2 separate regions of the Homo sapiens genome follow, and region 1 is linked to region 2. A link is a contact called in ENCODE Hi-C data. All regions are on one chromosome and are shown on one strand. Each heading gives the region's core, a stretch centred on a gene start or an enhancer-like site at or near the end of the contact. The rest is flanking DNA. Distances are from core to core; before and after follow the strand shown.

Region 1 (4,252 bases), core at 174-2,673, 590 kb before region 2:
TATTCAGGAAAGGACTCCGGAAAGGTAAGCTGCTTTATTAAAGTGTGGTGGCATGTTCTTCCAAGTTGAGAAGTTCTGCTAGATGGGAGAAATGAACAGTGCCCGTTTCTGAGTGTTCCAGACCACAGCCTTGCAGCTCTGGGGACCTAAAGGAAGAAACATCAGGTGTGTCTCGCGGGGCTGCAGACATGAAGACGGGGATGGAATTCAGGTGATAGTACTGGTTCCACTCATCCGCGCCTCCTTCAAATGCCTCCTTCTGGCACTCTGCATTTCAGCATTCTCTTTGGGCTGCGGAGGCTCCCTAGAAGCCACGTCCCCTGAAAGGAATATAGGAAGGACCTCTTGTTCCTGGCACCACCTTTAACTCCTGCCCCTGCCCACCAGGACACCTGGGCAAGACGCAGCGCAATGGTGGGTTACCAGGCAGGAGGGAGGGCTCTAGGAAGGTTGGGAGCCATGGAACTCTGGAGCTTAACCTTCTCTGACCACCAGTGTACCAGCCTGCGGGTGGCAGGACTGGGGCCTCTGCCTAGTGTTGAAACGGGGGCGCACAGATGCTTTTCTAAATAACTTTTGACCCCCTTTCTGGTAAATCTTTTTTTCAGAGTTGATTCTCTATGAAATCTACACTGCAAACACCACCTCCTCCGCTCCTAGAACGCAGACTGTCTTACCACCGCCCTAGTTTCCTTCCAATTCCAACTGGGGCGGGCCCGCCATGGGCCAACAACAGGCTGGCTCAGGGCTGAGGGGGTCTCTGGAGTCTGAACTCCGCGCCCGCTTGCTCCTCCAGGGCTTAGCTGGTCAGGACTTGAACATTCGCCGGATCCATAAATTGGGTCATTTTTAACCTCAAAACCGAACCGCAGCCTGGGGAGGCCTTTAGGACCGAGGGGAGCCATCCCTTCCTCTAGTCGGGCAGCAAATTCCTGTCCTCCTAGTCCCCCGCAGCTATCCCCCGCCCCCAGCCTCTGTGGCCCTCACATTGTCAGACACTGGCCGCGGGCCACCATCTGGACGCGATCCCCCGCTAGGGCCTCCCTGGTCTGGGCCAAAGTTGGTGGCCACCTTCGCGCGGGCTGCGCCCTCCTTCTCTTCCCTGCCCTCCTCCCCCGGGGCCCGCGCCCGCTGCCTCCAGCACGCGCGTCGGCAGGCTCGGCAAGCGAAGAGGAGCGGCTCGCCCCAGGGCGCCCCTCGCCCAGCCTGCCGGCCAGGCGAGCGCGACGAGAGTCTCCCCGCACCCCTTCCTCTCCCGGGGGCCGAGAGGGTTGGGCTCCGCCCCGGCGCCGCAGCTCCCGACTCCCCGCCGCTCGGGCTGCCGCCGCTGCCCCGCGCCCGGCGCTCGGGGCAGCCGGGGGCGCAGGCGGAGAGCGCAGGGCGGGGAGAGGCGTGGGGAGCAGAGCGGCGCTGAGGGGAGGGCAGAGGAGGAGAGAGCCTGGCAGCGGAGGAGCAGAGGCGGGCGCCGCACCGCCCCGCACGCTCGCTCGCTCGGGAGAGTCGCGGGCGGCCGCTTGGGCGCACTTGCCGGGTCACCTTGTCCCGGAGGTAAGTCCAGACCTCCCGGCCGCGGGGGCGGGCGGAGGGGCCCGCAGTGGGCGGGGTCGCGGCAGGGGCCGCGAGCTGGCGGCGGGAGCTGGAGGCTGCCCTGCGCTGGCGGGTGTCCTAGTCCTGGCTCCGCCTCGGAGCGCGCAGACCCGGCGGCGGCGTGGCGCCCGCGGTAAGTCCGGGTGGTCGCCGCGACGAGACTTGGGAGACACGGGGTCGCAGGGCGGGAGGGGGAGCTGAGCCGGCAGAGAAAATGCCCAGGAAGGGGTCGATGCTGGCCTGGGCTGCACCTTGGTGCCTTGCCACCCCGGGAGACGCGAAGGGGCTGCTGTGCGAATTCGATGGGAGCTGGTGAGACCGAGAACTGAGAGCGTAGCGGAGCCAGGCTGCCCAGCAGGGCCATGAGGGCGCGCGGCGGGCCAAGGCTCTGCGGGTTCGGGCTGCCCCTCGGAGTGACCCGAAGGAGACCAGCCAGGGCTGGTGAGCCGGGCGGCCACGGAGCTGGGGACCTAGGTCTGTTTGGGAGTAGGAAGGGAAACAGACTAATTCTCCGAGCGGAGCGGCAGGCAAGGTGCAAGCGCGCTTGGGATGGGGAATCCCGACGGGCGACCGTGGCGGAAGCAGAGACTCCTGGAGCCTCTTTCCTCTAGCCAGGACAAGACCTGCCTTCAAAAGCTGTCTGGCCCCTGGCAGCCGCGACAGCCTGCAGCCCTGGGAGCCACAGCCCTGGCGCCGAGATGGGAGCGAGCACATACGCTTTTTTGGTTCCAATTTGAATCTCGCTTTTTCCTAGTCGTGATTTCTGCCTCTTCATGTGCACTCTCTGGGCAGTGAGGAGGAAGGAATGGCTCACTGGATGAGTTGGGCACTTTTCTTAGGGAAGGGGCTTTGTCCCTATGCGCTTTTTGCAAGACCCTACTAGAGTGGCTCTGGCAGCCGAGCTTTGAGGAGGCGGCCAGAGGGGCCGCTTGGCGTTTCTGAAAGACGAGAGGAAGGGGTCTTCTGGTAGTCCTGTTTTCCTTTGGGGGTTTCGTTGCACGCAGAGGCTTGGGCGCTTGGCACCCAGACTTCAGGTGCGCACAGTCCTCCTGCGACGTCAGATGCGCTGGCGCCGCGGCGCTCCTGGCTCGGACCGATGCCTGCGCCTTCCCTGGCCACGTCCTGGTGTTTAGTGCAGCAGACACCGGCCGAAGGCTTGGCTGATTGGGGGTGTCGAGGGGAGGGGGGCTGGGCGTTACACAGTGGCTCCGTTTTCTGGTTGGAATCAGTTGGTGAGGCGTGCGCGCGCGAGTCCGTGTATCTGTCCGTCTCCCTCCTACAGCCCAGCGTGTTTGGTCTGAGTCCAAAGAAGGAGGTGGTGTGTGTGCTGCGTAGACCTGCGCCTGTGGGGTGAGCAGCCTCATAGCCCCCAGAGCCGGCCAACTTCTCCGTGCTAGGCTGCGACCTCAAGGGCTGCCGCGTCGGGGATCGGAAGTGGTCTTCAAAGAGGGGTCTAGGTCGCGAAATCCTGGCAGCAGCCGAAGTGAAAAGGAGCTGCTAGGAGGCGGGCGGGGGGCAGTCTGATGTCCGTTCTGGCGCGGACAGGAAGAAACTGAAGTCGAATTTTTAGTTGAATTGCGTGCTCTGTGTTTGGCGGTGGTGTGGCCCGTTCTTTTGGAGGTCCACACCACAGGTATGAGGCCTGTGGGCCCTGAGGAAGCGCGATCCCCTTAATTCCTCCCTCCCCTCTCTCTCCACCGCCCGCCCCTTTGCAAGGAGCAAGCCTGACAGTAGCTGATCGGCGCCCTCTCTCACCCTGTCCCCATTTCCTGCCTGAAAACGGAATCCTCATAATCAAGAGGGCCTTGTTAAAAAAAAAAAAAAAAAGGAAAGAAAAGATGGAGAAACCTATTTTTAAACTTTTTTATTATGGAAAATTTCAGTTGTACACAGTGACAGACAGAGAATAGCACTGAAGCTTTGTGTACCCCCCACCCAGTCACCACCTGCAGTTACCTTTGGTAGAGTTTTGGAGGCCACAGAGTTTTGGAAGCCTTGTTTGATGAAGTATTTCAAAACTCATTCCAAAATGCTAAGTATTGGATAGTAGGTTAATTAGCTCCATTCAGTCATGACACATTGTATACGCATATCACAGCATCATTTTGTACCCCATAAACATACACAATTATAATTTGTTAATATCTGATAAAATAAACCAATTCAGTAAAAATACAAAATCACTTTGATGTAAACTTCAAAAAAATAAAAAAACCATTCCAAACTCACTTCACCTCTAAACACATCCCTCTGTATCTCCAGCTGATGACATTTCATTTTATGTTCACCTATCAGAAATGTCAGTTTTTAATAACCCCATTAGAGTATAGGTGATATTAAAATAAAAATGAAGGCCCCCTCCATTCCCATTTTAGGGTAGAAAAGGAAAACCTGCCAACTTTACTTGAGGCGTACAGGGGTGAGATATTGAAGAAGGAAAGACAAGTCCGGATCCTGGGAAGACAGATATGTTAGCAATAGGAACAGACTCATTCTAATTCATGAAGGGCGTGAACACGATTCTGGTTGAGCCATGATAGGCAAGAGAATTTTTTTTGATAAAAACTTTAAAACTCAGTTCAAAAATTATAAGCAATTAATTTCTTCCACATTTAGCATTGAGATAAATTAAAAGTGCTCTACCAGACTTGAGTTATTTTTCTCA
Region 2 (3,961 bases), core at 1,340-3,839:
CCGAGTGTCCTCTGGAGCATCTGAAGGGCTCGTTATAAACACAGGTGTCAGGTCCCATCCCAGGGTTTCTGATTCCAGATGTCCAGGATGGGCTCCAGAATTTGTATTTCTCAAAAGTTCTCAGGTAATGCTGATGCTGCAGGTCTGAAGACCATGCGTTGAGAACCACTGGTATTCTTGAGGGGGTGAGGTGAAGCTTTCTTCAAGAGTGATATTCCTTTGGAACAAGCCATCTGACTTTATCACACACAGCTGACAGATCAGACCAAAGTGTTCTCATCCATCCCACGACTTTCTAGATGCTCCCAGAAGAGTCATGGCCTGGCCTGGCCCTTTTTCATACTGTCTTCTCTATGGTTTGCAGACACCGGCAAAGGAAAGAGATATTGCTGACCCATGAACAGGAGGGCACGCACATCCCAGGGGAGAAAGCTGCTGAAAAGCTGTTTTTCAAGTTAGTTTTCTGAAGCTCAATTTCTGGCTAACGTAGCCATAAAGGCCATATTATCAGAAGAAATAAGTGAAGGAAAAGGAGACAGAAGAATGCTTGCTGACCACACCCTGATCCTGACCGAGCGAGGTTCAGAAGGTCCTTGCTGTTGGCCCCAGGAGGTCCGCCCCACTGTCTTATCTGAGTGGGGCTGCAAGTGTGCACAGGCCAACTGTGAATGTTCCCCATGACCTTGGCCTCACAAGTCCAGAGCAGGTCACTTTCCACCTCTGTCCTTGGGCAAGCTGCTCTAGTCTCCTTCAAGGGCACATTGCCCCAACTCTGCAAACCAAAGGGTTTGGTTTTTTTCCCACTAGTTCAAGGGCACTTGCTGCTGACTCAATGTTAAAGAAAACACTTATCTAGTAAGTGACTCATTTTAATTAAACCAGCAAAGTAATATACAATTTCGGGGAGTGGGGGAGGTCCAAAGTTCCTTCCAATTTCTTTGAAAAATAACTGCAAGACACTATCTATAATTGTATGACTATTTCTGAAGTTATCTAAAATCGCTACTGCTTATGGGTCACCAGTAAGCGCTGGGTCTGCTGCACACCTTGCAGCACTCAGCCTAACCTCTGAGCATGACTGCCCCCATCCTCACAATGAGGAGACTGAGGGCTGGGGGGGCAGAACAACAAGGACAACTGAGGGAGGAGTTGGAGAAAATGGGGCCCTGGTGACCCTGCCATAAAGACCCGCAGGTCCTTTCTTAAACACTCCCAAATCCAGCAAGCTGGTTATGACCACCCTTCTGGTCTGCATCCCTCTGATCAACACCGTGTCTGCCAGCCCCTCCCCGCAGGCCCCACACCCAGGCCCACCCTGCATCCGGAGCCCACCTCGCACTTGGCACCCACCCTGCGTGGCCAGCCCTGCCTGCAGTTCAGGGCCTCCCCCTCGGTGCCCAGTCAGCGCCTTAGGTGGGGGCGAGGGTGCTGTGTACGACCCCCAGCCCCAAATCTTAGCAGAGCAGCAGGGCCTCTGCTCAGCAAGTTCCAAACAACTGACCACCAGTCAACTGTTTGGGGCCGACGTCAGACCCCGCGGGTCCAAAGCAGGCCCCAGGTCGCTGGGGTGCAGTTCTCTGAGGCCGAGAACGAGAACGGGGAGGCCGCCGTTACTTCCTTCCCGTCCACAGGCCCCAGGCCCCAGGCCCGCAGCGAAGAAATAACTGGTTCCAGCTGCCACGCCGAGTTTCCTCCTCCCCAGGTCGCCCGCCACAGCTCTGTTTGTTTACGTGGGCAGGGCTTGTCCCCAGGCTGATCCCCGGGCACCGCAGCCCGCAGTGACAACCGCCACCGCTTTGTTTTTCCCTCCACCCCGGTATGGGAACGGGAAAGTCCCGACTCCGGGGCGCTCGGGTGTAGCCCGCGGCTCCCCGCCGGCTCTTGCTCAGCGGCGCTATGCACCCGGTAACGCAACTCTGGAGTCCGCCGAGCGAGGAGCCGCGCCGAGCAAGGCCAGCAGCGGGGCGTCCCAAGCGGCCGCCGGGTCCCCGCGGGCGCCGGCCCGAGCTGGGCACGTGGATCTGGGGCCCGATGGGATGAGGGACGGGGTGACGTGGAGCCACTGCTTAGAGCGGGCGGGGCGGACGGAATACCGGAGGAGGGGCCCCTGCAGGGCTGCGATCCGCGCTGCCCGGGGACGGCTGCCGCTGGCGAGAGGCTCCGAGTCCCCTCGGGACCCAAGAGTTGGGGGCGTCCTGGGTCTCCCGAAGCCCACTCACCAGAGACATTTAACTGGCCTCCCAGGAACCAGCCGATCTTGCCAGTGCTGAAGTCGCAGTCCCAGACGGTGTGGTAGGGGGTGTCCCACACGAGAGTGTCCCGCGCCAGAGGCCCCCAGAAGGCGGCCGGCTCCCGGGCTGCCTGTGCACTCAGCGCGGGATACGAGCCTGGCTGTGCTGCTGCTGCTGCAACTGCGGGAGCGCTGCCCGAGGGTCCCGAGGCCGCCCTGCGCGGCGCGCTCACCCCGCACGGCGGCCGCGCGGGCTGCCCCGAGAGCCCTCGCAGGCTGCCCAGCAGCCTCCCGACGCCGCGGCCCAGGGTGCGCGCCGCCATCTAGGCAGGCTACCTGAGCTCTCTGTGCTCCCAGAGTGGGTGCCTCACGCCCGGGGCGCCCCGTGGAGTCTCCGCGGGCCCCGCCCCTGCTCCGCCCTTCCGCCACCATCCATTCCTCCAGGGCCCCCTCCCGGAGCCCGCCCGGGTCCCACCCCTTCTTCTGCTGCCCGGGAGAGGGGGGGCCGCTTAGGAAGAGGGGAGCAGCGTGGGGAAGGGGTGCAGGGGAGCGCGGGGCGGAGCAGGGTCCCAGGCCCTGGCCCAGGCGCTGCGCTCCGGTGAGTCTGCGGTCCCACCCGGATGTTCCTCGAGTCGGCCTGTTTTGGTTTCAGTTTGCACGCTCTCCTGCAAGCCCCGACAGCTTCTTCGAGCTGCCAGAGGCACGTGCGGCCCAGGACCCCAGGACGCAGGCTCAGGGCCTGGGGCGAGGGGACCCTCTGGGATGGGGAGGAGCCGGGAGGGAGCCGGCACCAACGTTAAGGGGGCTGGTGCACCCAAGCGCACTGGTGGGTCCCAAGACAATAGGTCGGTCAGTTCCGCATCTCAGAGGCTGAAGCCAAGGTTTTCATGCCTTTGTGCGCCCCTGAGAGTGAACCCCACCCCTGGAGTCTCAGCAGCACGCGAAAGGGGCTGGCGCCTTTCTAGGCTCCCGCCTAGAAGCCAGGAGGCTGCGCAAGCCTGAGTCCGTGTTCTGGGTCCCATGCTCCAGCCCCCCAGCTGCCGGCCTCCGTCCTGGCGGGGGTCACGTCCTGCTGGGGGTCGGTGGTGGGTGATATGGGGCGATGAGGACTTTCTCCAGTTGCTGCAGCATCTGTAGCCTGAGTTCAAACTCTGTGACCTTGAGCAAGTTCCTTAACTTCTCGGTGCCTCGTTTTCCTTTTGGGGAAGACGGAAGTAATGTCTCCCTGGGGGGCGGGGACGGCGGGGGTGGGCAGCTGCAGTAAGGAATACATTGGACAATGTCTGTCAAGCGTCTACCCTTGCGTGGCCCCATAGTAAGCTCAGTAGTGGGGATGATGTTTTTGCAGCTGTGGAGCCAGGAAGGACAGAAGGAAACGTATAAAACTGGTCTCCACCGAGTTCTTAAATATTCTGACACCCAAGAAGTAAATTCATAACAAACGGGTAAACACAGGGAAGAGAGATTTTGGAAAACTGGTTTATTGAGTTCTCTGTGATGGGAAAGTTTCTTTCCCTTGAGCTGTAGGGCTTGCAGAGGGGAGGAGCCTGCCATTGGAGGAGCCTCTGCGTGGGCTAGCCACCAGCCCCTGCTGGGGAATGCTGCTGTCTGCCAGAGAAGACAGGAGTGTACCTAGAGCTGGAGAATCAGTGACATCTACTAGCATAACACATGCCCTGCACAGTGCTAGCGCTTGACCTGCATTTTCTCCTTTATTTATTTATGATACTT

The links. A loop is a pair of places that touch in the nucleus more often than their neighbours do.
Region 1: a map of ascending aorta shows a loop between it and region 2 (2.3-fold over the local background). The contact joins the promoter of SYNDIG1 here to the promoter of ACSS1 in region 2. A Hi-C loop is called at or near these places in 1 of 168 maps with a recorded cell type or tissue (ascending aorta).

What each region holds. Positions count from the first base shown.
Region 1 is chr20:24,468,206-24,472,457 of GRCh38, forward strand. It overlaps SYNDIG1 (synapse differentiation inducing 1), which reads left to right and starts at 1,424. Exons shown (of 4, transcript NM_024893.3): 1 at 1,424-1,548.
Region 2 is chr20:25,055,550-25,059,510 of GRCh38, forward strand. It overlaps ACSS1 (acyl-CoA synthetase short chain family member 1), which reads right to left and starts at 2,590. Exons shown (of 14, transcript NM_032501.4): 1 at 2,220-2,590. The coding sequence starts at 2,553. RefSeq lists enhancers at 1,686-1,815, 2,466-3,071 and silencers at 1,916-2,185, 2,316-2,845.